Linked DNA regions of Homo sapiens: region 1 is linked to region 2. A link is a contact called in ENCODE Hi-C data. All regions are on one chromosome and are shown on one strand. The core of a region is the stretch at or near the end of the contact, and the rest is flanking DNA. Distances in the headings are between cores, read along the strand shown. Region 1 has its middle 110 kb from the start of SLC22A3. Region 2 overlaps PLG (plasminogen).

Evidence for each region. A loop is a pair of places that touch in the nucleus more often than their neighbours do. Pooled maps may share reads with other maps.
Region 1: a map with no recorded cell type shows a loop between it and region 2 (8-fold over the local background). The contact joins two enhancer-like sites. A Hi-C loop is called at or near these places in 2 of 37 single-sample maps with no recorded cell type and 8 of 50 pooled maps.

The regions. Positions count from the first base shown.
Region 1 is chr6:160,459,661-160,464,242 of GRCh38, reverse strand. No RefSeq gene overlaps it. Among named protein-coding and RNA genes, the nearest start is that of SLC22A3, 110 kb to the right of the region's middle. RefSeq lists an enhancer at 1,256-1,305. Within about 2 kb of position 1,587, at least 3 of the 41 ENCODE cell types and tissues checked have a DNase peak (open chromatin) inside an H3K27ac peak, as active enhancers do.
Region 2 is chr6:160,740,173-160,744,938 of GRCh38, reverse strand. PLG (plasminogen) reads right to left here. Exons shown (of 19, transcript NM_000301.5): 17 at 3,522-3,628. Among named protein-coding and RNA genes, the nearest start is that of PLG, 40 kb to the right of the region's middle. RefSeq lists an enhancer at 2,512-2,581. Within about 2 kb of position 2,603, at least 2 of the 41 ENCODE cell types and tissues checked have a DNase peak (open chromatin) inside an H3K27ac peak, as active enhancers do.

The DNA of each region.
Region 1 (4,582 bases), core at 338-2,837, 280 kb after region 2:
TTTTTGACTACTGTGATATCCCTCTCTGTGGTAAGTTGCCTTCTGTTTTGGTAAGGAAACTGCTTCCTTCATATGGATTTGCAAAAAAAAAAAAAAAAAAAAAAACCAGAAAATGGCTTTTGAGCTGAGTGCTTCTGGGGAGGAGATGGCTGCCCTCTCCACCAGAGCCTGCCCTTCGTCATGGGCATCTTGAACCTGCCCTACAATTGGCCCCATTTGTTAGGGAAACACCCGCCCCTCCCACCACACACACATAAATAAAATAAATGTAAAATTCCCAAAGAGCACACTTAGAGGTGATCTAATCAGCCCCAGGGTGGTCCCACTGAGCACTTCAGTGTCTAGCATGGGATGCATGAAAAAGAAATTTACAGTCATTCGGATAAAAAACCTTTCTCTTCTGCAGCTGAGAAGTATGAAAAATATACGAACAGCAGGGCACAGCTAAGCATGTGGTGCACATTGTAAACCTACAGATGGCCATCCTAGGAATTCAGTGAAGGGTAGTGCAGCTCTTTAGCCCCAAATGGCCTTTCTCCTAAGATTATTCCTCACGATTCACATTAGCATCATTGCTTAGAGACTGTTTGTTGGGTTCCCTCTTCATTGCTCCAAGACTCTTGTTGGGAGTATGAGGCTTGGATCAGGGTAAGTGGAGTTGACATTAGATCTTAAACAACTGGGATAACAAATCCATGGGTATTTCTGAAAAAACAAAAAGCCACTTGGACTTGTCCCCTATTTTACTTTCTGCTGACCAATCAACTTGTCTGTCCTAGTTACAGAAAGCTGTCCTGGACTTTTCATTTGTATAATTTGGTTGCTTGTGGTTGGGTCTGCCATGTGGAAGAACCTTGAGCTGGGGGAAGCAGCTTGGCCTCCAAGTCCACTGAAGACCACCATTCCAAGATTTCCTGGGGAGGCGGTACAGGGCAGTGATGAAGATTATGGGAGCCACACTGCCCAGCTTCGCATTTGGGACACTCCTGGGGAGAGCAAGAGGGAAGAATGAGAGGTTAGGGTGATAGTAAAGATTCTACTTGGCCAATATTATTGTATTGTGGCATTGTGGTCTCTGGATTTAGTGTGAGTTGATAGCTGACCTTTTCCTTGAGTGGGTGTTTTTGTTTGTTCTGCAGAAGCATCTTGGTGGCTCCTCTACCTGAAAGTCCCTCGATGGGGTCAGTTCCAGTTCTCCACTTCTGGCCCCGTCTGGTACATGCCACTGCCTCTCACTGCCTGGGCTCTCTATCCTTGACAGGCTGCCTTGAAGTTGAGCCCACACTGACTTTCTTGCCTCAGACCCCACTACTGTGCCTGGGACTCATGCACCTTTGACTCCTATGGTAGGAAAGTGCAGTAGCTTCCCAGGTGCATTTCTGCTGTCCTCACCCACATAAAGGTTGTATGAGAATCGAGTTCTTAAAGATTGGAGAAAGAAGGAAGAATGGGAGCAAGATTTTTCCCAATGGACTGTGAGGTCCCCCACCTAACCTTGATGTAAGACAAGTGAGGTTAACCCCAAGCCTTGTGAGAAGGGTTCCCATAAGACACTTGGAAATCCTCAGAACTGTTTCCTACAGAAGGATGTGGTTGGTGGGTTTGGTTTCCTGCAGAAGGATGTGGTTTATTCAGGTTTGACTCATGCTTGAGAAATCTAGAGACTCTGGTGGAGAATGATTTTAATAGCTAGTTCATTTCCACTAAGACATTCAGTATAAATAATAAGTAAAAATAAATAGAAACATTCAGTTTTATTTTAAATAGTAGGAGCAGGTACCATAATTTCTGTAGTTACTCTTTTAGTACAATGATGCATGTATACTGTGTGTAAGGCATATTAGCAGAAATTGAGTTCAGCACTAGGGAAGATGATTTCATTCCATGCAATGTTTCTTTAAAAAAAAAAAAGACTTATATAGATAGATTCTCAGAACAGCCCATGGCAAATGGACAGTTATTTGGAAAACTCAGGTTCCAAATTCACTGGAGTGTAGAATCTCTGGTTGGTTGGGGAGGAAATTCCTCTTGCAGTTGTTATTAATAATTATGTGAATATTATTAACTATATTAATGTTTATAATTTTGAAGACCTTGAAGGACTGGAGACAGAGAAGCATTTTTGAACACCCTCTGTAGCCTATGCACTGTTGTAGGCATTGATGGGTGGTACCAAAGATGGGACACTGTTCCTACCTCCAGAGATCTTGCAGGCTGGCTGCAGAGAGAAGGCAGAGAGGAGGTAAAAGAAAAATAAAGGCACATGTGTGTAAGTCACCCCAATGACAGTCAGTTAGTCATGGGAGGCTCCCCAGAGGAGCTGTCCTGAAGCTGGCTGAGAGAAGGCAACATTTCAACTTAGGACAGTAATCCTTGCTACATACAATCACACACACACATACACACACACACACACGTGCACACACAGACTCACATGCAAAAGAAACCTTCATGCCTTTCTGTAAACTTTATGTGGGTTAGATGGGGATGGTGATGAGGATGATGATGGGAAGGATGACATCATGTTCTAAACATTGTTCGGAATAACAATGACGAATAACTATTTGTGCCAATCAAGGTCTTCTCAGAAAAGATCTCATTCTAATGCTGAACTATACCAATTTCTTTGATCACTTCTCCAACAAAATAATTAGAAAGCGCTTATATTTCCTTGAAAGGAGAGCATCCTGTGTTGTTTACTACCACTTTTGAAACCTAGAAAAAAAATCTAAAAGTTGTTTATAATTTTACTGTTTAATTTCACCTTTGAAATATCAAAAACTCAGTGCTTGGAATTTGTCCTAAATTAATTGACAAAATTGCCAACTTGGACTCAAATGCGACTTCTTTCCCACCTTGTGCCACAGCATCCTCTTCATTTGATTGTGGGAAGCCTCAAGTGGAGCCAAAGAAATGTCCCAGAAGCATTGTAGGGGGTTGTGTGGCCCACCCACATTCCTGGCCCTGGCAAGTCAGTCTTACAACAAGGTAAGAACAGGCCCAGAAACCAACTATATTGTCCTTCCACACAAGCCCCACAAAATCCTTCTACATTTACACAGAACCCACACAGCTGAGGCATCAGTACCTGCCTCTATGTTTTCTGAAGGAGGAAAAAATATAGAAAAATAAAAATAATTATATTATTTTAGGTTCTCTACTTTGAAAATGGCCAAAATTGGAATCTTTTTCTTGATCTAAGTAGCTACATCAAAATCTGTAGGCGCAGTGATTTGCACCAAGTTCCGATATTGCTGGAAAATATTGAAGATGCTCTGAGGGTTTCTATGGATATCCATTGTCTCACTGTCAGATGAAAAGAGAGGGAAGTTTTTAGAAATGTGACACTTTGCAGTGAGGGAGGACAAGAGCAAACTTACCTACAGTCTGTCACAGGCACGATTTTTTTTTTACACTTTTGTGAATCATTGAATTCAATGCCGAGGCTACTCATCCATTCACAAACACAGGAAAAAATTATAGGTCATGATCCCCATAAATGAAGAGTAATCAGTCCAATCCCACAGAACCTGGACCTTTTGGGTATTGTTTCAGTGGAACATGCCTTTCATAAGTTCAGTTTTCTTGGGTATCTCTTAGGAAACACGCATAGGAAACAGGCCCAACCGCCTGCATGTTTTGCTTCCTTGGCTCACTTCTACATCAGGGTGCCTGTGCTCAATTACTGTTCTCCCCTAAAGAGCCTTCTTTTCACAGGTTTATGAAATGCCATCGACAAACCTGATCACATTGCATTTCACTCTGCCGTTGATTTGATTTTTCTTTACTTTATTGGTTAGAAACTCCTTGCTTTACAGAGCTTTCACCTTCCACATATTTCAGATTCATTCTTTCCTAAACTGCGTGGTGGTCTGTGTCCTCATGGATTTATCAAAGTGCTGCCAACATGCACTTTTTACCTGTACTCTTCATTACACTCTGGCTCCGAGTGGCTCACGCCAGTATTCTGAGCTATCACCTGCCTATGCAGTCCTAGAAAGCAAGTGATGTTCTGGGATGCTCTGACACTCTAGGAAGGAGAGAAGGGCCTTTCTGGCTCAGCCTAAACAGTAGCTGATCTCTCTCGTGCTCCCCAGTCTCCTCCCCACCATCCCAGCAAATGTGCAAATACAAGGTCTCCGCTCCTCATGGTCCTCAGAGAGCTAGGGTGTTCTGATGGCTTGAAAAAGCAATTTGGAAATTTTGAGTTTTGGAGGTATTCTCTGATAGGCTGATACATTTTGAGTTTAGAGTTCCCACCCCACATCCTCACACCCTAGAGTGCTCCACCAGGGAACCTGTAGACTGAGGACTTCTGCACCACAGATGTCTGTTGCCCAGAAGCAGAAAGTGTGTCTGCTTCAAAGTTGGTGGCAATGATGATTCTTTGTCAGAATAGGGCATTTCTCATATCCAGTCCTTTATCCCCTTGAACTTACTAAAGTAGAATCAGGTCTAAAAACCAGAGTTCTAATGTTTGAGAGTTCCTGGAACTCTAAGATATATAAATGTTCTTTGACAATGCCATTTTGTTCATGCAAGGTGCTTATTTCCAATCCTCTTTCATTTGATGTCTAGCATT
Region 2 (4,766 bases), core at 1,354-3,853:
ACAACATGCTCCTGAATGACTTTTGGGTGAATAATGAAATTATGGCAGAAATCAGGAAGTTCTTTGAACTAATGAGAATAAAGATACAACATACCAGAATCTCTTGGACAGAGCTAAGGTAGTGTTAAGAGAGAAATTCATAGCACCAAATGCTAGCATCAAGAAGAAAGATCTCAAATTAAGAACCTAACATCACAATGGAAAAAATTAGAGAAACAAGAGCAAATCAACCCCAAAGCTAGCAGATGGCAAGAAATAACCAAAATCAGAGCTGAACTGAAGAAAGTCAAGACATGAAAATTCATTCAAAAGATCAACAAGTCCAGTAGTTGGTTTTTTGAAAACAGTAATAAGATAGGTAGGCTGCTAGCTAGGCTAATGAAGAAAAGGAAGATAAGACCAAAATAAACACAATTAGAAATGACAAAGGGGATGTTAGCACTGATGCCACAAAAATAAAAATAACCATCAGAAACTACTACAAACAGCTCCATGCACACAAACTAGAAAACCTAAAAGAGATGGATAAATTCCTGGACACATACACCCTCCCAAGACTGAACCAGGAAGAAATTGATTCCCTGAACAGAACAATAATGAGCTCCAAAATTGAATCAGTAATAAATAGCCTACTAACCAACAAAAGCCCAGGACCAGATAGATTCACAGCTGAATTCCACCAGATGTACAAAGAAGAGCTATGACCATTCCTACTGAAACCGTTCAAAAAAACTGAGGAGGAGGGTCTCCTCTCCAATTCATTCTATGAGGTCAGCATCATCCTGATACCAAAACCTGGCAGAGACACAAAAACAACAAAAAACTTCAGGCCAATATCCTTGATGAACACTGATGCAAAAATCCTTTACAAAATACTTGCAAACCAAATCCAGCAGCACATAAAAAAGCCAATCCATCGTGATCAAGTAGGCTTTATCCCCAGAATGTAAGCTTGGTTCAACATACATAAATCAATAAATGTGATTCATCACATAAATATAACTAAAGAGAAAACCCACATGATTATCTCAATAGATGCAGAAAAGGATTTTGATAAAATTTACCATCCTTTATATTGAAAACTCTCAATAAACTAGGTACTGAAGGAATATATCTCAAAATAATAAGAGACAGCTATGACAAGTCCACAGCCAACATCATACTAAATGGGCAAAAGCTGGAAGCATTCCCCTTGAAAACTGGCACAAGATAAGGATGCCCTCTTTCACCACTCCTATTCAACATAGTATTGGAAGCCCTGGTCAGAGCAATCAGGCAAGAGAAAGAAATAAAGGGCATCCAGATAGGAAGAGAGGAAATCAAACGATCCCTGTTGGCAGATGACATGACTCTATGTCTAGAAAACCCCATAGTCTCAGCCCAAAAGCTCCTTCAGCTGATAATCAACTCCAGCAAAGTTTCAGGATATAAAATCAATGTACAAAAATCACTAGCATCCCTTTACACCAACAACAGCCAAGCCCAGAGGCAAATCAGGAACACAGTCCCATTCACAAATGCCACAAAAAGAATAAAATATGTAAGAATACAGCTAACCAGAGAGGTAAAGATCTCTACAATAAGAATTACAAAACACTGCTCAAAGAAATCAGAGATGACACAAATGAATGGAAAAACATCCCATGCTCATGGATTGGAAGAATCAATATCATTAAAATGGCCATACTGCCCAAAGTAATTTACAGATTCATTGCTATTCCTATCAAACTGCCAATGATATTCTTCACAGCACTATTAAAAAACTACTTCAAAAATTTATATATAACCAAAAAGGAGCCAGAATAGCCAAGGCAATCCTAAACAAAAAGAACAAAGCTGGAGACATCACATTACCTGGCTTCAAACTATACTTCAGGGCTACAGTAACAAAAACAGCATGGTACTGGTAAAAAAAAAAAAAAAAAAAGACACGTAGACCAGTGGAACAGAATAGAGAGCCCAGAAATAAGGCCACACACCTACAGACATCTGATTTTTAACAAAGCTGACAAAAACAAGCAATGGGAAAATAACTCCCTATTCAATAAATGGTGCTGGGGTAACTGGCTAGCCATATGTAGAAGATGGAAACTGGACCCCTTTCCTTACACCATATACAGAAATCAACTCAAGATGGATTAAAGACTTAAATGTAAAATCCAAAAGTACAAAAATCCTGGAAGACAACCTAGGTAACACCATCCTGGACATAGGAACGGGCAAAAATTTCATGAAGATGCCAAAAGCAATCTCAACAAAGGCAAAAATTGACAAATGGGATCTAATTAAACTTAAGAGCTTCTGGACAGAAAAAGAAACTCTCAAGGGAGTAAAGGGAAAACCTAGAGAACAGGAGAAAATATTTGCAAACTATGCACCTGAAAAAGGTCTAATATCCAGCATCTATGAGGAACTTAAACAAATTTACAAGAAAAAAAAAACCCCATTAAAAAATGGACAGGGGACACTAACACACTTTTCTAAAGAAGACATGCCTGTGGCCAACAAACATATGAAAAAAAGCTCAATATCACTGATCGTTAGAGAAATGCAAATCAAAACCACAATGAAAAATCATCTCACACCAGCCAGAATGGCTTCCTAAAAAGTCAAAAAATAACAGATGCTGGCAAGGTTGCAGAGAAAAGAGAACACTAACAGCTGGTGGGACTGTAAATTAGTTCATCCACTGTAGAAAGCAGTATGGTGATTCTCAAAGAGCTAAAAGCAGAACTAACTTTCAACCCAGCAATCCTACTACTGGCGATATACCTAGAGGAATATAAATCATTCTACCCTAAAGACACATGCACATGAATGTTCATTGCAGCACTATTCACAGTAGCAAAGACATGGAATCACCTATATGACCATCAATGACACATTGGATGAAGAATATGTGGTACATATACACCATGGAATACTGTTTAGCCATAAGAAAGAATGAGGTAATATCTTTTACAGGAACATGAATGGAGCTGGAGGCCGTTATTCTTAGAAAACTAACACAGGAACAGAAAACCAAATACCACATGTTCACAGTTATAAGTGGGAGCTAAGTGATGAGAACTCATGGACACAAAGAAGAGAGCAACAGACACTGGGGCCTACTTGAGGGAGAAGAGTGGGAGGAGGGAGAGGAGCAGGAAATACTAAGAATTGGGTACTAGGGTTAGTACCTAGGTGACAAAATAATCTGCATGACAAACCACTGTTTACATATACAAGAAACTTGCACATGTACCCCTGAACCTAAAATAAAAGTTAAAAATTAATTAATTGAAATAAAAATGTTCTGAAAACAGAGAGAGAGAGAGAGACTCAAAGACACAGTTTTCCTCCCTTTGATCATGTGCCTTGAAGACTGATTAAGACATAGACAGGTGCCCAGGCAAAATCAGGAGTGGGGTGGACCACATTCATGGATAGGAATTTGCACAGCTTTCTCCAAAATGATCATTTTGTCACATGGACTGTAGGTCAAAACCAATTCGTTATGTGGGCAATGGAATTTATCTCACCTTGGGTTTCTCCCCAGCCAGTGATGAAACATTCGGTCCGGTCAGCGACCACATAATTTGGGGATGGCAGACAAGCTGGGATTACTTTGTCAGTGATGACGGCAGGACTGAAAGAAAAGCATCAGCAGTTATGTTTGACTGCTCTGCTCGCAGCTGCAGTACCCACAACCAGTCATCCCTGTCTTGAGGCCCCAGAGCCCTCTGAACTGGCACTGCCTTGCTTCACTGACACAGAGCAACGTAGAACACAGAGTTTCACCCTCACATTTGCCTGTGGTTGTCTATGGACTATGCAGATGTAAGGTTTCATTTGAAAGGCATCAGTTGCATGCAAGATACTGCTGGTGGCCTTCACCTTTGAAAGTAGGGATGACAAAGGCGCACTTCTCATGTATATTCTGTGCACAACTGGAATCTCATGCTGAGTGTGTCCTTTTACATTAATCGAATAGGGCATTGATCAGTGCATGGAATGTCTGACTGAGATGCCACCAAGAGGCTGTAAAATTGCAAATGTGTTGTGTGCCCAGAGCAACTTGCTCCATCCTTGGATCCTCCATTTCCTCCTCAGTGAATGTTACTACGCCATAGTTGTAAGAATCCAGTAAAATACTTGATACCAAATGAAAGAGGATTGGAAATAAGCCTTTTGCTTGAACAAAATGGTATTTGTTTTCAAAGAACATTCATATACTTTAGAGTCCCAGGGACTCTCAAACATTAGAACTCCGGTTTTTAGACCTGATTCTACTTTAGTAAGTTCAAGAGGATAAAGGATTGGAAATAAGAAATGCCCTATTCTGATCAAGAAACATCATCGTCACCAACTTTGAAGCAGGCACACTTTCTGCTTCTGAGCATCATCAGAAGGCCCAGCCTGTCATGCAGACGTCCTCACTCTACAGGTTCCCTGGTGGAGCACTAAATGCCCTAGACTCGGGGTGTGGGGATGTGGGGTGGGAACTCTAAACTCGAAATGTATCAGCCTATCAGAGAACTCCTCCAAAACCCAAAATTTCCAAATTACTTGTTCAAGCCATCAGAACACCCCAGCTCTCTGAGGATCATGAGGAACGGGGACCTTCTATTTGCACATTTGCTGGGATGGCGGGGAGGACACTGGGGAGCAGGAGGGAGATCAGCTACTGTTTATAAAGGCTGAGCTGGAAAGGCTCTTCTCTCCTTCTAGAGTGTCAGAGCATCCCAGGACATCACCCCTCAGTTCACAGACCCAGAGAAGCTGCC